Regions from separate parts of the Homo sapiens genome. Here regions 2 and 3 are each linked to region 1. The links are chromatin loops, found by intact Hi-C in ENCODE. Cell type or tissue: chondrocyte. All regions are shown on one strand.

Region 1 (8,000 bases):
CCCAAATGGTGAACTCTTTTTATTTTTGTTGAGACAGGGTCTCACTCTGTCACCCAGCTTGAAGCGCAGTGGCACAATCACGGCTAACTGCTGCCTCGACCTCCTGGGCCCAAGCAATCCTCCCGCCTCAGCCTCTGGAGTAGCTAGGACTATAGGCGTGTGCCACCATGTCCAGCTAAATTTTGTAATTTTTGCACAGACTGGGTTTTAGCATGTTGTTCAGGCTGGTCTCAAACTCCTGGTCTCAGGCTCAGGTCTCAAACTCCTGGGCTCCTGCCTCGGCCTCCCTAAGTGCTGGGATTGCAGGCGTGAACCATGACACCCGGCCAAAATGGTGAACTCTTAATTTCTCTGTTGGTAATCCCAATGAATACCCATAAAACCGGAGACAGCACAGAGAGAAACAAATTACTCCACCACTATCTCTTTCATTCGAACTAAGGGAAAGCAGCTAGAAAAAAAACCATAGGCTTTAAAGGCAATTAGGTATTCAAAGGTTGTTGTAAGGATTAAATGAGATGACATGTATAAAGAACTTAGCCCAGAGCCTAGCATCCTCAAAGTGTTAGCTCAATAGCTACCTCTGTAAACTCTTCCTCTACCATAAGAGTTGGAAATGATCACTGGCTTCTCTGAACTACGTGATCTGTAGAATTTATATGGCAAATAATTGTGCTACCTAGCAATCTCTCTAATCAAACTGTTACACAAATCAGCAAGATTTGTGTAACAGTTTGATTAGAGAGATTGGTAGGTAGCACAATATGTAAGATGAGGTCATCACAAAGCAATAAAAAGCTATACTTTAAAAATGTCGGCCGGGAGTGGTGGCTCACGCCTGTAATCACAGCACTTTGGGAGGCCGAGGCAGGTGGATCATTTGAGGTCAGGAGTTCGAGACCAGCCTGGCCAACGTGGTGAAACCCCGTGTCGACTAAAAATGCAAAAATTAGCCGGGCGTGGTGGTGGGCGCCTGTAATCCCAGCTACTCGGGGGGCTGAGGCAGGACAATTGCATGAACCCCAGAGGCGGAGGTTGCAGTGAGCCAAGATAGCATCATTGCACTCAAGCCTGGGCGACAGTGTGACTGTGACTCCGTCTCAAAAAAAAAAAAAAAAAAAGTCACTGCTTTTCTGTGTTGAAACACAGAGTTCACCATTTGTTACCCCAAATGTTGTTTTTTTCCAACTATTTTCTAAGGTTACAGAGGGTATGCACTACCCATATTGCCTAGCACAAAGTAGCCCTTGTGTGTTCTACTTTTCACACAGAAAAGGTCCCCCTTACACACATGTATATTCGTAACTGTTGAATGTTTTGTTTACCAATTCATCATAATGGAGAGTTTGTAGTCAAATATAACTTTCAACATTGTTAATATAAAAGACAGGTTACCAAGTCGTCAACAAAGGAGCACTTTAGCTTTTCCTGATTTCTGAGAATTCAGAATGTTTAGGGATCCAGTTATAAAATGAAAAGATCCTCTCAACACAGCTACTCAGGAAGTTTCTAATTCTCATCTTACTCATGCACTATAGTTAGTTATAGAGATGTCTTTTTCTCTTTCCAGAAACAGTACATGGGAAAGGACGGTTTATCTTTCCCCCCAAAACATCATCACAAAATGCCACGGTCCTAGGAGATTGGGAGAGGAGTACATGGGGATGTTGAGATTTTAACATTCTTACATCAAGTCATTACCTGATCTGAGTAGTATTCACAAACTGTTGTGGCACAGCGTCATTTTGAAGAAAGACTAAAAACCCCTACCATTTCCCAATAACCATTTAAACACACACATACACCAAATAGTAGGCCAGGTCCAGCTTTTGGGGAAATCCCAAGGTGGGTGATCACACATAAACTAATTCGTACCAGAAAGGAAAACATAGCGAATATAAGTATTAATAATAAATATTAATACGCAAGAGACTAGCCACTGTGGACAACTTTTTGAGAACCACTGTGAGGCATCTCAGTTCCAACTAATAATTGAGTTGGGAGACTAGGATCTAGAACAGACTCTGAGTTTCCCCAGAATGAATTACTTTAACATTTTAACTGTTTTGTCTTGGCTCCCCTGGCTTCCCTGATACCCTCATCCCAAGCCAAGGTTTGGTGGCTCTGCTCTGGCCCTGTAATATCTACTGTCAATTTATATGGTCATTTTGTTTACTTTCCTGTATGTCTCACTAAATTGTGAACTGCAGGCCAGGAATGTCAGTTCCGGCCAGGAGCATGGAAGAAAACATACATATTTCAGTGAAGGTATGATTCTGCTCAAACCCAGTGTTTTTTCAAAATGGTCGTGACCTATTAGTGGGCCAGAAAATCAATTCAGTGGATCACGATCAGCATTTTAAAAGAATGCATTATCAAAAAGGTGTGTGTGGAATCTAAGTGGATAGAACAAGGACTGCTTCACCAGACATCTATTTCTGTTACACGGTATATATGGAGTATCGGGTCACAATGTCAAAAGTATTTCTAACTATGGAGCTCAGGAAAAAAAAGGCTAAAAAACACTCGCTAAAGGGTCCCTCTTCTCCCTCTTTGTCCAATTTATTTCCTGTATCCCCTTTTACCCCACAGCCCTGATCACTCACTCTTTACTGCATTCAATACATAACCGGGAGCTCAGGACCTCCAAAGTGCACAAGTCTGGAGTCCGCACTTTGGGGAGTTTACAGAAAGTGTCCCTCCCTGGCCGGGCGCGGTGGCTCACGACTGTAATCCCAGCAATTTGGGAGGCCGAGGTGGGCTGATCACCTGAGGTCGGGAGTTCGAGATCAGCCTGACCAACATGGAGGAACCCCGTCTCTACTAAAAATATAAAATTAGCCGGGCGTGGTGGCGCATGCCTGTAATCGCAGCTACTCGGAGGCTAAGGCAGGAGAATCGCCTGAACCCGGGATGCGGAGGTTGCGGTGAGCCGAGATTGCGCCATTGCACTCCAGCCTGGGCAACAAGAGTGAAACTCCGTCTCATAAAAAAAAAAAAAAAGTGTCCCTGCCTTCAAGAAGCTCATCAAGAGCTTATTTAAAAAGCATACGAAAGACAGGCACCCTCTTTCCCGTTCTCCCCCATCCTGTTCTTCCCGTCCGGTCCTCTGCCCTCAGTCATTCGCGGGAGCGCAACCAGCGATCCCGCCCCAGTCCGGCTGCCAAGCCTGGGGCCTGTCCCCCTACAGGGCCGATCCGGAGGCGGGGCCCGGCCGCCCGCGGACCCTCCCTCCCGGCCTTCCGCCACCGGCGCGGGCGCAACTCACCGGGCATCAGCTCTTCCGGCTCCCTCATGCCACGGGCAGTACGGGCAGCCTGCGCCGGGGCCAGGAGGCTGTAGAGGACGGTTTGGTCGGGGCTAAAGCAGCTACTCCGCACCGACGCGGGCCGCGAAAGCCCCCAAGTTCCGCATGGCGAAACTCCGGAGATCAACTACAACCGCGCTCCCGGAAGTCAACAAACAGCCGCTACGGGCAACGGGGGCGGAGCTTGGGAATGCAAGGCGGGACAGGCGCCGTTGGGGAGGGGAACGGAGGCCGGGTGGCTGGTAAGGGGCAGGCTCAGGCACAGCGGAGGGGCAGTAGAGACCACGCGCCCTCTGGCGGCCTGGAGCAGAGAGGCGGCCACGCCGCGCAGTGATGCTGTGGAGTCCGCGCCCTTGTGCCGTTGGAGGTCCAGGCGCCGCAGGGACCCTGCCCATGAGTGGCAAACGTCACAAATCCCATACTCCGTGACATAAGCAAGCATCGACACACAATTATGACACTACTAGTAATAGTGACCAGCTGGAACATTAAAGGAGGTAAGCACTCTGCTAAAGATATCCCCAGCATCTAAACCAACATCTGGCCTATACTGAATGCTCATTACGTATTTATTGGACAAATGAGTACTATTACAACCCTGTAAAGTGGTTAATGTTACCTCTGTTTAAGCATGTGGGCAGCTAGTCCAGCTAGTCCAGCCTGTAGTCAACAAAAGTAAAAGCTGAGGTGTATATGGTCCACTACTCACAGAACATACACAAAGGGGTAGCCCAACATCATTGCTCTAGAATTTGCTCAGCGATGTTATATGATGCAGGGTTTCCCATGCATCAACATTTGGCTATCATGAAATAAAGAAGCAAAAAGCCATCTTCCAGAATGAGCAGATTTACGTACGTTTGGTAGTTGTGGACATGGGCCCTAGAATCAGACACAATTGGATTCAGGGATCCCTGAATTACTCTTGTGTGTTACCAACACTTTCTCAGGAAGTTTGCATTAACATGAAGAGGGGACATTAAACTATTAGTTACACAAATAATCATTTACTTACAAAGCAAAGTGGAGGTTACTAAGGAAGTGGTTAACAAGAAGCGTTGACCTGGTGTAGGAGGTTAAGAAAGGCTTATCTGAAGAAAGAACATTAAATCTAAGAACTGGAGAAAGATAAGCCAGGAGGGGGAGAGAGCTCTTGGCAGAGAGTAAATTGTGTATAAAGGTTTGTAAGGAGCTTGACTCTTTCCAGGAACACCAAGAGGCGAGGCTGGTTCCTAGCGAGGTGGCAAGGTCTTGGGCCTATTAAGGATCTGAGATTTTATCCTAAAGACAATGTGAAACCACTGAGAAGTTTTAGGCAGTAGAACAACAGGACAGGATCAGTTATGTGTGTCCCTGAAATCATTCTGCCTGGTCTAGATGCTTTGTAGAGAATAAACTGGAGCAGTGAGAAGGGTTCAGAGGCTATTGCAGAATTTCAGACATGTGGTCAGGATGGCTTGGAGTACAGTTCATTGGTGCCAGAGAGGAGCAGGCAGATTTGAAAATATTTTAGGTCTTAGAATCAACAGGAAATGGTTTCTGACTATTGACTCCTAGACAGTGCTGGACTACCAAATAGTTCTTAGAGCAACAGCAAAGATAGGGCCCTAAATTATTTTGAAAAGGATTTGATATTCATTTTTAGAGTATCATAATTGTTACTACGGGCAAATGAGAATTTTTAAAGATTTACTTTTTAATATGCAGTCATTTGTTTTTATTTCAAAATACAGTAAGGCACATTTTGGTGCTAAGCATCCCAGAAGATATTGATGCAGCCCTACTCCAAGGTTTCCAACATAAGCAAATAGCAGGAGGGGGGCACCATTTACTGAGATGGGGAACACTGAGGAAAGAGCTGGCGACATTGGAGTTAGGTAAATGGGGCAAGAAGAGCATAATGAGTTCATCCTTGAGCACACTAAGACATCAAATTGGAGGTGCTGAGCAGGTAATTGGTGAGCAGAAGCCCCAGAAGGAGGCACGTATTTGAGGAATGACTGGGTCTATATAGTGAAAGCAGGCTTGAGATACTTGCAACACTGGAAAGTGACTGTAGAATTGAGGCAGTAGAATAGGGTCGGGAGGCAGGAAAGCTAAGGCCAATTCATGCTGACTTCCTAGAACTAAATCAAAAGGAAACCCCAACTTTCCATACCTAAGTAACAAAAGAACCAGAGGCTACTCCCTTTGCAACCCCCACCCCCTTTTTCTGCGTGGCAGACGGAAAATTGAAAGTATCTCTGATTAGTTGCTTTTTGCAACCAATCAGACATTTGCATGGGAGTGTAACTTTGTAACTTCACTTTAGCCTCTGATTGGTTGCTTTCCACAACCAATCAGATGTTTGAATAGGGTGTAACCTTTGTAAGTACACTTCAGCCTCTGATTGGTTGCAAGGCCACTAGTTCATTTACATAGTAACCAATGGGAAATATACCAATGGTTACTTGGGAATGGCACCAAGTAACCAGTGGGAAACCTCTAGAGGGTAATAAAATCCCAGAAAATTCTGTAAAGGGGCTCTTGAGCCCCTGTGCTAGGGCCTGCTCCCACCCTGTACTTTAGTTTTCAATAATGCCATCATCTCCGGCATCTGTGAGTCTATTGCTTTACATGGCAAAAGGGACTTTGCAGTTGTGAGATGCTGGATTCAGGACCTTGAGATGGAGAAATTATTCTAGATTAACCAGGTAAGCCCAATTAAATCCTATGAAATCTTAAAAGTGAAGAGCCTTTCCAGGCTGTGGTCACAAAAAGATGTGAAGATGCAGGAGTGGTCAGAGAGATACAACAGCGCTGGCTGTGAAGATGAAGGTAAGGGCCATGAGCGGAGGAATGCAAGCAGCCTCTGAAAGCCGGGAAAGGCAAGGAAGTGGATGCTCCCCAAGAGTCTCCAGAAGGGAATGCAACTCTACTGACACCTTGATTTTAGTCCAGTGAGACCCGTTTCACACTTCAGAACTACAATAGTGTACGATAATAAATGGGTATTGTTTAAGCCACCACCAAGTTGATGGTAATTTGTGACAACAGCAAGAGAAAACTAGCACACCATAGTTGATCTCATCAAATCTTCACAGGAACCCTAAATGAAGTACTAACTTCAGTCTCATTTTTGGGAAGAAGAATCTGAGGTTGAGATCACATAATTTTGCAAGGTCCCATATTTATCAAGTGGTAGATGCAGGATTGAACCGTCAGTTCCAGAGCCACATTTGTACTGCAAATTCACATGAGCTCTACAGTATGAAAGTGTGTGGACCCTTGAGGGTCCCCTACAAGTCCATGCAGCAATGCACACACATCTTCAAGGATGCTCTTGCCTCCTCCAAAGAGCCCCCTAGCAATCTCTGCTTCATCATCATTCAATTCTGAGGCTGTGTTGTGTTTTTTTGGGAGCCCTCTCCAAATTTGCAATGAGGCCACATGACCCCTTCATGCATCAAGGACGTTCACATGCCTCATCACAGCACTTATTATACAGTGTGATGTGATTTTGTGGCTGTCTTTCCACTAGACTGAGTTCTTTCATTTCCTGCATTGCAAGCACTACCTCTCTTTGGCCAGAACATAGCACTATGTCTGGTACATAGCTTACTAAAATGCAAGTTCTATGAGGGCAGGGAGGTTTGTCCATTGTTGTACTCCAGTGCCAGACTATTACCTGGCCCATAATAGCTACACAATAAATATCTGTTGAATGGCAGAATTAATGAATAGCAAGTTCTCAAATACGCAGAGGCTGAGGGTCAATAAACCTATAAAAATAATAATTTAAGCCAGGAGGAGGTGTCATCCTGACCCCATGTAGAGGGGCTGGCCTTAGCTAGGAGGAGATACATTTCTAGCATAACAGGATATAAATGTTATCTATATAGTATTTTTTTTTTGAGACAGAGTTTCCCTCTGTTGCCCAGGCTGGAGTGCAGGGGCATGATCTCGGCTCACTGCAACCTCTGCCTCCCGGGTTCAAGCAATTCTCCTGCCTCAGCCTCCTGAGTAGCTGGGATTACAGGCACCCGCCACTACACCCAGCTAATTTTTTTTTTGTTTTTTTTTTGTTTTTTTTTTTTGTTTGTTTTTTTAGAGATGGAGTTTCATGATATTGGTCAGGCTGGTCTAGAACTCCCGACCTCAGGTGATCCGCCCACGTCGGCCTCCCAAAGTGCTGGGATTATAGGCGTGAGCCACCACGCCTGTCCTATATACTATTTTTTTTGAGACAGGGTCTCACTCTGTCACCCAGGCTGAAGTGCAGTGGCGCAATCTCAGCTCACTGCAACCTCTGCCTCCCGGGCTCAACCAGTCCTCCCATCTCAGCCTCCCGAATAGCTGGAACCACAGGTACACACCACCACACCCAGATAATTTTTGTATTTTTGTAGAGATGGGGTTTGGCCACATTGCCCAGGCTGGTCTTGAACTTCTGAGCTCAAGCAATCCGCCTACCTCAGCCTCCTAAACTGCTGGGATTACAGGTATGAACCACTGTGCCTGGCCATCTATACTATTGATATATATGATCCAGAGCTATATAATATATATCGCAACCCCAGGCCACGAATTTGTACTGGTTCATGGCCTGTTAGGAACAGGGCTGCAGAGCAAGTGAAACTTCATCTGTATATACAGTCACTCCCCACCACCCAAGCTCCACCCCCTGTCAGATCAGTGGCAGCATTAGATTCTT
Region 2 (8,000 bases), 140 kb before region 1:
TCAAGAATCTCAGTGCTTCCAAAGTTTTCTGTGTGTTTTTTAAAATTCCTCTAACAATCCTGTATGATTTGTGATTTAGAAAATCTTTCATAAACATATGTATATGTATTCATCTTAATAACCACCAGGAAAAGCCATACAGTCAATCTTTTTCAGAAAAGTAAACTGTTGTCAAGTTTACTCTATGAGTTCAGATGATCCAGATAATAAAATTTGCTTTAGGAAAAAGTGATTTTTAGGCTCAAGACATTACCATAGTTTACACTTTGAGGTAGGAAAAACCCTGTGGTTCCCTATATGCCTTTATGACTTAAAAACATTTACAAAATGGGGACTCACCAAAAGTTATTTTATTGCTGAAAGGTGCTATTGCCGGGTCTCTTGTATTCTTGAAGCTCTTGTTAACACAGGTGAGTGTACAAACATTTCTAGTGACAGAAATGGGCTAACAAAGGGCCTGTCCATAGCTTGTGTGGACACAGGTACAGTGGTAACCCTTCTCTCCTCCATAGCTAAATCTGCAGAAGCTTCTCTTCTGGAAAGTCCTAATTTATGGGGGCTTTTGAAGAAGCCCAGAAGTCAGTTCCGTATGCCTGACTAGCAGGCAAGATCTATTCTGTTATATCTTGGCAAAGTTTCAACAGAGGAGAGATGTCCAGGAGTTGTGTGTAAAGGTGTATATGTTTGAAGGAGTAGAGCGAAAAAGAAACTTTAGCTTTTCAGAGCACCAGCTTCAACCCCAAGATGAAGGCTCAGAACAAGTACACAGAGAACCAGGATCTGTAAATGAGACATTCTTCCTTGGATTCCTTACATCCCTAAATAAGTGGCAGACTAATAGATAAAAGCGCAAGAGTAAGAAAAGAGGGGAAATACACAGAGGAAGATTCTTGTTCCAAATGGAACAAAGGGATCCAGAAAGATTAGTCTAAACCTTTTGCTAATCATGGGGAATGAACTGAAGAAAATGTTTATTACCAGTGCTTTTCTTGTGGCAGAAGATTCAACAGAATGTTCAGATGAAACAAGTTTATAGGACATATCAGACATTCAGCTTACCAAATCCCTGTCTTTACTACCATCATAAGTGCCTCAGCGATACCAACCATCAACTAAGAATAGTATGTTTCAAACTGTTGACCCCATTTAGTAGGTCATGACTAGTATTTTTGTAGTGAAATAGAATTGAAAATGTCAGGGTGCACTGCACATATAAAGAATAAACCTTACTTTGTACAATTTTTGTTTTTATATAGGTGTATGTGTGGTAGGGTATCCCCAGTTTGCATAGCACAGTCCCATTTTATGCCTGTTGTCCCAGCATTACTTTTTCAGCTTTACTGGGGTATAATGGGCAAAATTATATATATTTAAGGTTTACAACATGATGTTTTGAAATACGTATCCATTGTGATATAATCACCATAATCAAGCTAATTAACATATCCATCACCTCACATGGTTACCATCTAACATTATTATTAATAGCATTCTCTTTCACACTCAAAACCTTCCTGATTTGTACAATAAATAATATATTCACTCTAACAATAGGTCACAGTAGAATATATTTCTTCCTGTGGGTCTTGTCAAAAGTATTAGAAAAACAGTGATTTAAATACTTTGAAAACCTACATTTGTTAAGTTAATTCGGTTTCCTCCCTCAGAATGAAGGAATCTGAAAATCTGAGAAAGCCTTTGGGGGATCGGTGGTAGAAGTCTACTTTTATCTGATTTGTTCAGGGCATAGATGTTATATCCCATGAAACAGCAAGCAGACACTGAGTTTCCTCAACTGCTCATGGCCATCCTCTCTGGTAGGATGCAACTGAAAAAGCCCTGGGATTAAGTTCCAGTGCCATCCTGATTTGGGAAGCCACTTTTCTTTCCTGAGCCTCAGTTTGCTCATCTGTAAAATGGGACACCAGAAGTGTTTAGAAGGGCATAGTACCTGTTTTCAAATTATGTTACCCTAGAACACTCCCATCCTCAACCTCTAGCTGGGACAACAGCAGTCAAGCAAATCAAATTGCCCTCCTCCTTCTACACCTGGCAATAAACAAATTACCATGGCACATCATTTTAAAAATCTGCCTGGTCTTTCATTTCCATTGCCTCTTTAAGTCCTCAGTGCAACCTTATGAGGCAGGTATCATTCAGTGACTAGAATGTAAACCTGGGGAGGGCAACAACTCTTTGACACTTTGTTTATGATTGTATTCTCAGCTCAGAGAATGAAGTGATTATCAGTTATAGGAGAACAAGGATTGAACTTTTCTGATTCTAAATCTCATGCAATTTCACTCCTTGTTTCTGTCTTCATGACTCAGAAACCTACCTGAAAGCCCTTTCCCTCCTCTCAGTTCCTTTCTTGTGTTTAAAGCTATTTCAAAGCCTAGCTCCCCCAGTTTATCTTTCCTAACCATTCCATTCACATTGATGCACTCTGTTCACATTTTTAAATCAGCACTGATTTTATGTTGCGTTGGATTTTCAGAAGCCATTTCGAGTTTTTTCTTCCCAGCTAGACATCAAACTCTTCAGGGAATACGGTCAGGGTTTGTTTCCCCTTACTGCCCCTGTGAAACTAACAAAGGCTCTCAAAAGTTTTCTTCCCCTTGAGACTTTAGCCTACACATTACTGATATGCTCAAGCTGTTCCATCAATATCAGAATGAGACATCCATCTCCCTCAGTGAAGGCTGTACTTACAGAAACAGATACTGTATTTAAGGCACAAAAAGCTGCCCAAATAAAGCTGCGACTGGTACGTCGTTCTTGGCAGTAACCCAGCAGTATAACTTACAAAATTCTGGCACATCTTGGCAAAACTGAGAATAACTGAATTCAGAGAAGACAGAGTCTAAGAAAATAAAATAAAATCGCCACAGTGTGTACTGAGAATTGTAGGCAGCAAACTTTTAATTGCCAGCTGTAGATTGATATTTTAATATAGTACATTAAATGGCAGAGAGAGACAGAGAGAAGAGAGTGTGAAGAAAGATATTTCCAGAAAACAGCACTGAAACACTGAAATGAACATCATGAGAATGCCTGAAAGTGACAGGCTGCAGTCTGCTCAGCTGAAACCTAAGGCTTCTTCCTTATAAAACATTCTCCGGTTCCCCAACAGGGAATAGAACACGAGCACCCAAGAACAAAAACCTGGACTTTACTTGAAGTTTTTTACAGATGGCTATTTTATCCAGCTCTGCCTGTGTTGGGAGGTAGAATCATTTCTTTTCTGGGTAGCTTCTCTCTTGAAAGCACCGATTTCTCCATTCGGTGCCCTTGAACTGATAGTCACACAGTAGCTGTTGTCAGTTATTATTATCTTCACTGGGAGACTCAAGCTCTAGTGGGAAAGTGAAGGTGCAACTAAGCTGACGGCAATTCTAGTTTTCAAAATGATCATCTGCAGGCTTTTGGCAATACCTGTTGTGTGAGGCTACACCCCAGCACACAATGCCTGGTGCTAGCACTTCCTAGGTGTGATAGACATCTATTGTGTTCCTCTCAAAGAAAGAAGAGCCTTTCTTTTGGAAAACTGCATTATTCCTCATACCTATGTGGTTCTAGTAGAGGTGAGTTTATCCTATCCCTTGACTACAGGAGCAATCATATGAACCAATTACATGAACCAATGAGAATCTTGGAAGGATTTTTCTCTGGTGGTAAAATGAGGAAGATGTGAGCCCTGAAGCTGCCAACGACAAAGATTAAATCTCATACAGAATGCTAATTCGAGAGAATGAAGCCATCAAAGAAAAGCAAAAACAAAACAGAGAAAGAGAGAAAGAGAGATCCCACAATATTTGAGCCCTTGGTTCCAGTATTGCTTGGCCCCACAAGCATACCTCTGCCCTAACATAAGATGATAAGCCCATCCTTTCTTCAAAGCTTTTTCGAAACTGGTTTCTGTCATGTGCCATCAAGAGTCCTAACTTAAACAGTAGACCATCAATTTACATTTGAATGAAATAGATGACTAAAACATACAGCATGACATCTGGTTTGAGATAAGAAATCAATCTCAGTGTATCATTTCCAATTCCCTATTTCAAAACAATACTATAGCTCAGACTTAACACTTTAAAATTAAATTAAAACATTAGTGAGCCATTCCATAAATTTAGTGGGACCAGCTTTATTTGCAATAAAATACATTAGATTAGAATAGGGGAAAATAGCAGATACTTATAATATACCATACATAGTAAAAGTGAGCATTGTTTCATGACACTTTTGTTTCAATTATACACAGACACACACACACACACACACACACATATACCATATTTTATTGACTCTAAAACAACACTTTTTAACATTTTAATTTCCCTGAACCCAAGATGAGCTCTATAATCAATGGAATGGCATAGTTTAATTGGTATCATTTTTCTTTTTTAGTGATACCTAAAATAATGGTGACTGACGACTGACAGAGTTTTGGAGTTGATGGCATACTGTGTGCATGGTATGTGTGTGTTTTGGATTGTGATATAAAACATATTTCTTACTGCAGGTAGCAATCAAAAGAGTTTGAAAACAATTGTATTACACACCTTATCTAGAACTCCCAAGTTGATAATCAGAATAGTCTTTGCTGTACATATCAGCTAAGTCATTTATCCACTCTCATATTTACATAATGCCTTAACACACTAGTTTTTTACAGGGTTCCCCAAATGGCTTTCTTCTCATTGTGGAAACTTCCTGATCCTCATGGGGAAACCTCAGGCAGCAGAACAGGCAAGTGGAGATAATATGTTGCATGGATAGGCTTCTGGTGCTATCCAACGAATACCACATTTAGCCCACTGCCCAGCTAAAGAGAGCCCCACAAAGAGGCACAGCGTGGCTTGTAACCCTGCCAAAGTATCAGGGCACTGATGACAGGGGAGTCATGTGGCCTCTCACCTACAGATGGCAGCATCCCCAAAGTGCATTTATAAATCAGTTGCTTATAATTTGAAATTGGCTTTTCCTTGGAAACCACATTATCAGTGGTGATCAGGTCCCCTAGAGAGTCCATAAGAGCTGTTTTAAGCCATAATATAGTCAAACTCTAGATGTCCCTGGGGGGATGGCTCAGGGTCCACTAAATGGGGAGGCCATTCTCGTCCCTCTCATGCCCGCTGTCCCCTGCCCTGAAACACAGCATTCAGGTTCATTCTACTTCCTGTACAATCATCCTGCTACTTTTCAGTCTCGAGCTGCTGACCCAGACAGAGTTTAACAAAGAGGCTAATATGGATATGGATATTTATATGTGTGTCCTGTTTTCTGTTATTGAGAGTGCTGTGATCCAAGATTTTGAAGCTCAGAAATTCCAGATGCAAACACAAATTACCATTTTATTTCTTGGCTGCTCTTAAGGATGCTGCAACTTGTCAATACAGGAGCCTGCAGGCATGTTGGCCCCTTCCCAGTCCCTTGCTGGAGAAGGGCCTGCAGTGACAGGCTCCCTTTGTCCTTCCCCTAGGACCAAGGCAGGCTGTCTGCAGGGAAGGGACTGGAGGGGCTGGTGAAGTCCTCATTTGCAGCGATGAGGGCAGTTCTCAGAAACCATGGGCCAGTGAAAAAGGCAGTATGTGCCCTAAAGGGAACTTTGCCAAAAATTGAGTCTTTCTGAGCAATTTTCCAGCATCCTGGTGTGCAGATGAAAGTCCAGGGTAAGAAGGAAATAAAAGGTAAATTAAATGAAGTAGCAACTATTTCTCCAGCCTTTTACCATGCAGGAGCAGCTTTGTACAGCACCATCTTATCTGGTCTTACTGGCCAAGGTAGACACCAGTGAGTCCTAACACAGTCCTTACAGTCCTAGCTTGTAAGAGAGAAGAAATACCTACTATTTAGTTAACAGACACTACCTCAGGCACTGCCTTGGGTGATTTACATGAATTATTTAATTCAATCAAGGTACTCACATGAATTCACATGAAACCTATCCAAAAAAGAAAGGTGGGGAGGGGGGGAAATGCAAACACACTATTTTGCAGCCCTAACAAAACCTGTCAGTAATTGTTTTGTTAGTATGGGTCTTTTAATGTTCTTCTATGTGTAGTAGTCAAGTCACATTCAAATTTTACACAGCACAATCAAACTGGGTATGGGATCTTCATCATTGTTAAGGCTGCATTAGGGAAGTTAAGACAGGGCATTTTTAGAGCATGAATGCCAATGCTTCCTAGAAATTCCCCTCTTCAATGAAATTCTGAGCAAGGAATTATAAATGAAAAATTAAAGCAGGCAGCAAATGGGAAACACCCTAGGCAGTCTTTTTCTCTCCTCCCTTGATGAACACCCAAAAATTTTCCTCAAATGCTTGCAAATGGCAACTTTTTGTCTCATTGTAAAATCTTGAACAAGTGGTAGGTCAGCCATCTCCACTGAGAATTTTCTAGTTTGTAAATCTGAAGAGGATAATTTGAGGAGGTACATATGTCCTTCAAACATCAAATTACAGATTGCTCTGGCACAATATCATGAAATACATTTGAAAGTAACTAAAGGTTGAAAATGGAATCAATTTCAAAGTCAAGCAATTAGGATCCTATTTCAGGCAGTATGGTGAGCCATGTAGCCTGGCTGTGCTTACATGAAAATCAATGAAAAAAATCCACTTTTAGCTTGCAAGAAAGTAAGAAATACTGTGAAAGCAGGATCCTGATTAGGTACCAGATATTAAGGCTCACCTTTTATTCTGAGGATAACTGCCAAAACTGAGCTTTAATTTCCATGGACTGGTGAGACCTTGGATACAGAAGACAAACTCCAGAGACTATTCAAGGTCATCAGTTTTAGAGGAGACTGCCTACATCCCCTCACCCTCACCTCCTACATAAAGCTGATATACCAACAGCCTATACTCTCAGTGTAAAGAGTGAAATAAATCCATCCCATGTATAGGGACTACAAAGAAAAGTTCTCATCTTGTACCCCAGCAGTGAGTGAAAGAAGGAAAATCCTTCCCCTGAGAATTAATAACCATATTATTATTACTATTATATTATTACTAAAATACCACTAACAATAATTAAAACCACAGTCATACCATTTCTGACCCATTAGTTTGGAAGAACTCTAAAAATATAACAAGATCAAGTGTTAACAAGGATGTTGAGCAATGGAAATACACATTGGTGCTAGAAGTTTAGATTGGTATAACTTCCTTAGTAAATAATTTGGCATTATTGAACAAAGTCAAAGATATGTATGCATATTATCCAGCAATTCAACTCCTAGGTACTTAGTCTAGAGAAATTCCTGCACATTGTTCAAGGGAGATAGACAAGAATCTTCCCAATAGCACTGTTTACAAGAACATAAAACTAGCAACAACCCAAAATGCACATCAAGAGTAGCATGGATAAATGATGGCATATTTACACAATGGGATCTTACAAGATAACGTGAATGAAAAAATCACAACTGCATGTAACAACATGAGCAACTCTTAAGAATCTAATGTTAAGTGAAGAAAAGCAAGCAAGTTATAGAAGACTATATTCAGCATGTGTCCATTTATACACAAGTCAAAAGCATGCAAATGTAAATAATGTTTTTTGTTTGTTTGTTTTTGGTTTTTTTTTTTTTTTTTTTTTTTTTTTGAGATACAGTCTTGCTCTGTCACCCAGGCTGGAGTGCAGTGGCGCGATCTTGGCTCACTGCAACATCCACTTCCTCGGTTCAAGCAATTCTCCTGCCTCAGCCTCCCAAGTAGCTAGGATTACAGGCACGTGCCACCACGCCCAGCTAATTTTTGTATTTTTAGTAGAGATGGAGTTTCACCATGTTGACCAGGCTGTTCTTGAACTCCTGACTTCAGGTGATCTGCCTGCCTCGGCCTCCCAAAGTGCTGGGGTTACAGGCATGAGCCACTTTACCCGGCTGTAAATAATGTATTTTTAGAGATATAAACATATTCTATAAAGAAAATAATAGGAATGATAAATACAAAATTTAGGACATTGGTTACCTCTGAGGAGATAGCGAAA
Region 3 (8,000 bases), 400 kb before region 1:
GAAGCACATTAGCTACACCTCTCCCTCTCCCTACTACTTCATCACCATCTCAAACATCAGAAAATCAAATTTTGAAAATTGCCCAGAAGTATTGGGTGTACAAAAACATTGGTTTCTCCTTTGGAAGTTCTTCCTGTGAGGGTTTAAGCATGGGGATTTTATAGAGGAGATGAACATCAGGGATATTTGTGGCAATGTCACTTCCCTTCTCTTAAAATGGTGTTGGATGGAGAGCCTCCGAGGTAAAGATTCTCAAATTGTCTGCAGTTATAATGTCCAAATATTCGGGAGAAAATCCCATATGGCAAGCAATAAAACAAAATTATTATGACTTCCAGTTGATGATCCATTTTTAAAGGGATAGTTTGAAGTAATAAAGTAAGTAAATATTAGTCTAGGGAAAATGTGGATATACTTTATGAACTATTTAAATACAAACTATCTTTTCATTTTGTGCCATGACCTGAGACTACTCAATGAATTTTCCATATGTATACATTTGCTCTTACATGTGCCTTTTGGCAATGCCCTTTATTATCCTTGAAAACAAAGGCACCACTATAGTATAATTCAAATGTGTCTAGTTCTTCAGTCCTTAGAGATTGGTGGAGGGGCTGCATTACCTCTCCCTTTAATATAAACTAGGAACATGATTATTTGAGAATGTTGGGGGTCACTTTCCTCTCCCAGTAAGATTGAGGAACCCTGGGTATTTTTACGTGTGTCACAAGCTTAACGTGAATTTTCTCTTGTCCCCTCACTTAGTATCACATACATAACAGCTTTTCTTTCAGTCACCCCTGCTTCCTAGTAACTGGTTCTCCATGATACTACTACCTCTCTCTGACCCATTTCATCCCCAAACTGTGGAAAACAGCCTCTTTCTCAAAACCCAGCTAACAGAAAGTTGTCTTGTTTAAGGCTTGAGGATAATACCAGGGATTTACAATGCAGAAAGGAAATTTAAAACTTGGTATCAGATATATTGTGCTTTCCGTCCATTGGCCCTGCCCTTTTGCAGGGAGGCACACTGTCTTTACTCTCCTTATCTCTTGGCCTGCAGCCATGTTGCAGATGTCCACTTATTCCCCTGCTGTAAGAGTCATTCTTTTCATATCCTCAAATCTTTCTTTTCCTCTATGCCAGAAGAAGCAAAAGCTGTTTACAAATTGACCCTGGGCATAACAAAGACACTGTTCTACATTATTCTACAGAATCTGTTCATGGTTTCTCCACTAGTTTAGTCTTGAGTGTGTAGTAATCTCTCACCTGCTTGGTTACAAAGATGCCCTTAAGTAGTGTTTCCAAGAATGAAAGAAGTACTGTTTCATTTATTACTCTGAAGAGTAAAAATGACTACAGGTTCAAAAAGCATTTTTGATCCTCTAGTCCAGTGGTTTACAAAGGGGAAATATGACTATGGAATCTATAACAAATATAAACTTTATATATATATAAAGAATGGCATACATATACGTATATATATATATCTGTGTATATATATACAATTCTCAGATATATTCTCAAAAGGTTTAACTCCAAAGGTTAAAGGTCATGGAACTCATGTGCTTAGCAGTAGGAGGGGCTCCTTGTGTTAGAAAAACATCACTACCAACAACAACAATTAAGACTTTGCTTCAAAGAACACTGAAACCCACTTAGTCAATATTGTGAATTTCACCTGCAAATCCTGTTTCTAATTTGATTTAAGTGCTTATGATTTAACTCTTTATTAATTACCTTGGTAGAAGCAGGTGACATTCTTAGTTACCATAAGACTTTTCCCTAGTGTGTTGTTCAAAAAACATTGGTGTTATTTGAGGAAAGACTTAATAGTTAGTGACTTAATTCTAAGCTTCTGGGTTTATTTCATTCAGTTAAGTATTTAGGCATATGTTTAAGAGGTTCCCGCCAAGGTTCTGACACTCTACCAGACACCGAAGATGATTCAGACACAGATGCCACTCTCATAAAGCTTATATAACCTCTTGGGGAAAATTGACACAATATAAATAAATACAAAGTAGAAAGTTCTGCATGCCCTAAGGTAAGTCTAGATAAAAAGTAAATTTACATCACTTGGTATGCAAGGCAGTATAATTTCTCTGACTGGCACTTTCCAGTAGCTACGTAGGGCATCCAGCTTTAGCTTCACGACTTTGAATCCCATCAGTCATGGGTTCAAATCCTACCTCTGATACTTAACGACTATATGGTCTTGGGTTATTCACTTATTTTCACTGAACTTTAGTGTCCCCGTTTATACAGCAAGCTTACTAATACTTCAGAGGTTGATGATGAGGATTAAATGAGATAACATATATAGTATATAAAGTGTGTGGCACATAGTAGGTACCTGGAAGGTGGCTTCTCTTTTCCCATTGCTCCATAAACTGACCAAATAGATGTAAATACCTTAATGCGTGAATACTTATTGTATAGCTTATAGAAGAAGTAAGAAGTTACATCTTCCAATCTGAAGGCATAAAAATTTTATGAAATACTTGTAAGTTACTTTATCATGAAGCTTTCCCTGACTGCCCTATATAAAATAGCAAGAGTACTCCTAACCTCTTTTTTACTTCATTTTTCCCTACCACATATCTGAAATATTACATATTTATTGTTTCTATTAATTTTTGTTGATAAATATTAGTTATACATATACCCCAAAAGTTGTACATGTACCCAAAAGGAGTACATGTGGTATTTTGATACCTGTATACAATGTGTAATGATCAAATCAGGGTAATTGGGATATCCATCACCTAAACTATTTATCTTTTCTTTGTGTTGGGAACATTACAAATCTTCTCTTGCTGTTTTGAAATACATAATAAACTATTGTTAACTAGAATTTCCCTACTGTACTATCAAATGCTGGAACTTATTTTTTTTTATCTAAATGTCTGTTTGTATCCCTTAAGCAATCTCTCATTCCCCCTCCCCCTACCCTTCCCAGCCTCTGATACCACCATTCTACCTTTTATCTCCATGAGATTCACTTTTATAGTTCCCATATATGTGTGAAAATATGTGCTGTTTGTCTTCTGGCTTATTTCACTTAACGTGATGACTTTCAGTTCCATTCATGTTGATGTAAATGACAGAATTTCATTTAAATTTTTAATCTTTTCTAATCTTTTTATGGCCAAATAGTATTCTATTGTGTATATATACCACATTTTCTTTATTCATTTATCCATTGATGGACACTTGGGTTGATTCCATAACTTGGCCATTGTGGATAGTGCTGCAATAAACATGGGAGTGCAGATGTCGTTTTGATATACAGATTTCCTTTATTTTGGAAATATTACCAACACTGGGATTGCTGGAGCATATGATAGTTCTATTTTTATTGTTTGGAGGAAGCTGTTTACTGTTTTCTGTAGCAGCTCTGCTAGTTTCCATTCCCACCAACAGTGTATGGTGTTCCCTTTTTCTCTGCCAGCATTTTAAAATTACTCTTTTTAATAATAGCCATTCTAACTGGGATGAGATTGTATCTCATTTTGGTTTTGGTTTTAATTTTTTTATTTCCATAGGTTTTTGGGGAACAGGTGGTATTTGGTTACATGAGTAGGTTCTTTAGTGGTGATTTTTGAGGTTTTGGTTCACCCATCAGCCAAGCAGTATGCACTGAACCCAATGTGTAGTCTTTTATCCCTCACCCCCCTCTTCCCTTTCCCTCAAGTCCCCAAAGTCAATTATATCATTCTTATGCCTTTGCGTCCTCATAACTTAGCTCCTACTTATGAGTGAGAACATATGATATTTGGTTTTCCATTCCTGAATTACTTCACTTAGAATAATAGTCTCCAGTTTCATCGAGTTTTCTGTGAATGCCATTAATTATTTCCTTTTTATGGCTGAGTAGTATTCCATCATATATATATGTACCACAATTTCTTTATCCACTCGTTGATTGATGGGCATTTGGGCTGGTTCCATATTTTTGCAATTGTGAATTGTGATGCTATAAACATACCTGTGCATGTATCTTTTTCGTATAATGACTTATTTTCCTCTGGGTAGATACCCAGTAGTGGATCAAATGGTAGCTGGATCAAATGGTAGTTTTACTTTTAGTGCTTAGAGGAATCTCCATACTGTTTTGGTTTTGATTTGCACTTCCCTGACGATTAGTGATGTTGAGCATTTTTCATATACCTGTTTGCTATTTGTATATCTACTTTTGAGAAACGTCTTTTCAGATCATTTGCCCATTTTACAATACGATTGTTTTTTGATATTGAGTTGTTTAAGTTCCTTATGTATTCTAGTTATTATTTACTTTTTTTTTTTACTGGCTGACCCCCCTCCCCAATAGAACATGTTTCACAAGAGCAGGGGCTTTGTCATTACACTGCTGTGTTCCTGGAGCCTAGAATAGTGTTTAAAATATAGTCAGTGTGCTCAATAAATATTTTTTAAATGAATGATTGCAGGAATTAAGTAAAATTTTAATCAAATAAAATTTAGGATTTTTCTATTGGTTTTAGTAATAAATAGAAAACTTTTGACAAGTGAAGTGGTAGTCACTGCTATATTGGATACTGAGGCTTTACAACTGCATCATGTCTGTTAGTAATGGTCATCTCTTAGCTATTTTTTAAAAAATTTTCATGTGGGCTACCAGTCTCCAGAATCTCTTTCTCTCCATGAACTTTATCATTCTCTCTCAACCGTGATAATTTATTTCTGTCAGGGGTATCCATGATTTCATATTTTAAATTTCTAATCTTCGTTTCTTTTTTCTCTCTGACTCAGTAGTTTGTGTGTGATAGTTGCTCTGTCATATTTTCACCAGTAGGTGCCAGTATTTGATATAACTTATAGAGACAGATCTACCACTTATGGAGGATTGCCTTTCCAGGAAATGTTCTCTCTCTTGTAGATAATTCAGAAAGAGCAAACCATTCTCTCTGCTTGCAGTAAGCCTGTATTGAATCTTCTTTACCTACAAAAAGATGGCATGATTGGGGGGTGAACAAAAGGCTCTGATAGCATTTTTTCACATAAATAAATGCAAATCCATATGGAATCCTTCTGACGGATATGTCTACATACTGGAAAACTTTAAAAGATGTATTTCAATCAACCTAAAAGTTAATTATGCCATTCCATTCCTCAAATATTCAAGAAAGTCTTCCATGCATTTGGGCTACACAGCAGCAAATCCATAATCATGGTTCCCAGCTTGCATATTAGTTTTAGTGTTTTGTTTAAGGCTCTCTGGTTGGGGGAAGAGTTTAATGTAAGATTACCTTAAACCAAATCAAGATACTTTCGAGAACAAAGGGATTCTTATGAGAGACTAAAGCAGGTAAACAAAGGCAGCTCCGACTGATAAAATACTTGTTTGAAGGTGTGTGGAGGAGATGGTGGTATGCAACTTTTAAAAACTGGCAGGGCTAGGTGTGGTGGCTCACTCCTGTAATCCCAGAACTTTGGGAGGTCGAGGCGGGCGGATCACAAGGTCAGGAGATCAAGACCATCCTGGCCAACATAGTGAAGCCTCGTCTCTACTGAAAATACAAAAAAAAATTAGCTGGGTGTGGTGGTGCGCACCTGTAGTCCCAGCTACTCGGGAGGCTGGCAGGAGAATTGCTTTAACCCAGGAGGTGGAGGTTGCAGTGAGCCAAGATTGTACCATTGCACTCCAGCCTGGGTGACAGAACAAGACTCTGTCTCAAAAACAAAACAAAACAAAACAAACAAAAAAACTGACAGAATTCACAGATACTCCTTCTGTCTTATCGTGTACTTGCCCTGGATTCTACTCTATAGCATCAGTCAAGCCACCATAACTTTTCTTGGAAGTGAAAAAATGGCCTGAAAATATGGCTAATCCCCAAGATAACTTTAAAATACTTTCAGAAGTAGTTTCAAAGAAAACACAATGGAAATGGTGAGGTTATACAGGTCTGGCTCAAACCTTGTGTGAGTTGATATGGAAAAGAAAATTTGATTTTATTACTTAAATATTTTACATGAATTGCAAAGAGGAAGTGAAGGCATTACATATATACCTGTCCAGAATCATTCCCTGATTTCATGACATTTCCACATTTGTATCTACTTGTTCACTGCCCATGCATGGGGGCTGTATCAAGTTTTGGGGGTCCTGCACCTTATACTATTTAAGTGGTTGCCATTAAGAAAATGGTTACAAAATAAATATCTCACACATTCAACCTAACTAGTCCCCCTTTCCAGAGAAGGAGCTTTCTCATCCATTCACTGCAGTCCCTTACCTAATACATACCCTCACACCGGGGGTCAGCAAGCTACTGCTTTGTGAGCCAAGCCTGGATCACCACGTTTTTGTATTAGAACATAGCCACATCCATTCAGTTACAGATTGTCTATGGGTACCTTTGTCTTACACTTACCAAGTTGAGTAACTGCCACAGAGACCACAAAGCCCTGCAAAGCCTAAAATATTTACTCTCTGGCCAACTACACAAACTGTTTACCAACTCCTGCCTTACACAGTAGCTGTGGGTTCTAGCCCCACTTCTCTCTGGATCTACCCAAGAGAATCTAAAACAACCATTCACCACATCATAGGATTGTATAAGACATCAGGTTAATCAACTGGACAAACCCTCGTGCCTTTTGATTTTGTCTTCTAAGAAGTCCAAAATCAAATTTAGTCCTTATTATAATAACTCATCCCTGATTACTGGCACAATTATTTTTCCATTTCTCATTAAATTTTATTTTTTCTTTATCTTAGTCCAGTGGTAGTGACTTTTTGGTAAGCCATCTTATTTCTTATCCGGAAGGTGGAATTTAAGTGGTAAGCTAACATGGTAAATTATTATCAGTCTGCCTAATTAGTCATATGTGCTTTAGAATATTTAAAGCAGGACTAAAAGTTGCTATTTTTAAAAAGCTACCTTGGAGTTTGTGCTTGTAACTCCCAAGGTGAAGACAGAATTTATCACTGGGATACCTGAGCTTTTGTGTACACAAGAAAAATAATATTTTAATGCATCTCTTAGTTATGCAGAGGCAAAGCCCAGATCTTACAATGCATAAAAATGTAAAATGTTGTTTTCTTTGGAGTAAGACTGCATCTCTGGAGGATTATTGTGCTATTAATGGGCTTTTCACCTGTTTTTTCTTCCTTAAAGGGAGTGTGTTGTAGGCCCAAGAGTTTGAGAGAGAGCACAAGACAGAGGTCACTAATCTGAGGAGATAAGGGCTTTTCTTCTCAGCAACAGGATGGCATGCTGAGTGGCTAAAGAGGAAGGGGGTCAATATGAGACCTCTGGGAATGAATAAGACCTGTGGGCTCTAGAAAACTCAGAACAGGTTTTAAATCTTTCCAGATTAGTGTTTAAATTACCCTCTGTTTACCACAAAGCTTCAATAAAGTTTTTAAAATAATAGCCTACTGTTTATTTTGCTTTGGTAAAAGATGGGCAAGGCTGTATTATGCTTTGCATCAACTATTGTTGAGATAAGTAGAAGTGAAGAAGGTACCATGCAGAGGAAAACAAAAGGGAGGGGCAGTTACAAAATGGATAGGGGTGGTCTGAGGAGGATTGAAGAGGTGATCCTAGCCTGATCTGAGACAAATGGCCACCTTTGGGAAACCTCAGAAGCATTTGAGGAAATTATTTCCTTTTGCTAAATCAAAAGAGAGATCTCAGAAAGCTGGAATGCCAGAGTTGCTTATGTAAAGCACTTTGACAAATATGTTATTAGATGACTTTAGGGTTATGAATGAGAGACGTGAAAACTATAACTGATTTGGTTTTCATCCTTCTAAAAAGAAAAAAATATAATAAGAATTCAGAATTCAGTCAGGCTGCACAGAGGTTAACTGAAGGAAGTTAGCTGAAAATTAATTGGAATTCGGGGTCGACTTCTAGTTAAGTCAAATGGAACCATTAACTTTAGGGTAAAACCTGAAACCAACAAAGACCAATCCCTCTCAAAAAGATAGAGAGTCTCTTGTTTTCATAGCAAATGTATAAAAGGGT

The links. A loop is a pair of places that touch in the nucleus more often than their neighbours do. Peaks named below come from ENCODE experiments on the same cell type or tissue, not always from the same donor. Only the 100,000 strongest peaks of a DNase experiment are listed, where the experiment ranks them.
Region 2: it touches region 1 in a loop (5-fold over the local background); 20 of 110 quality-filtered maps call a loop at or near these places.
Region 3: it touches region 1 in a loop (2.6-fold over the local background); 27 of 110 quality-filtered maps call a loop at or near these places.

What each region holds. Positions count from the first base shown.
Region 1 is chrX:38,324,072-38,332,071 of GRCh38, forward strand. RPGR (retinitis pigmentosa GTPase regulator) reads right to left here and starts at 3,438. Exons shown (of 15, transcript NM_001034853.2): 1 at 3,269-3,438. The coding sequence starts at 3,296. It also overlaps a transcript of OTC not described here. RefSeq lists silencers at 3,127-3,376, 7,869-8,000. In chondrocyte, CTCF peaks have their summits at 3,616 (motif pointing left) and 3,818; a DNase peak (open chromatin) is centred at 3,530.
Region 2 is chrX:38,187,278-38,195,277 of GRCh38, forward strand. The region is part of intron 1 of SRPX (sushi repeat containing protein X-linked); the gene reads right to left. Among named protein-coding and RNA genes, the nearest start is that of SRPX, 30 kb to the right of the region's middle. In chondrocyte, a CTCF peak has its summit at 4,926 (motif pointing right); no DNase peak of the experiment used is centred here.
Region 3 is chrX:37,922,079-37,930,078 of GRCh38, forward strand. It overlaps a transcript of SYTL5 not described here. Among named protein-coding and RNA genes, the nearest start is that of H2AP, 65 kb to the right of the region's middle. In chondrocyte, CTCF peaks have their summits at 4,797 (motif pointing right) and 5,016; no DNase peak of the experiment used is centred here.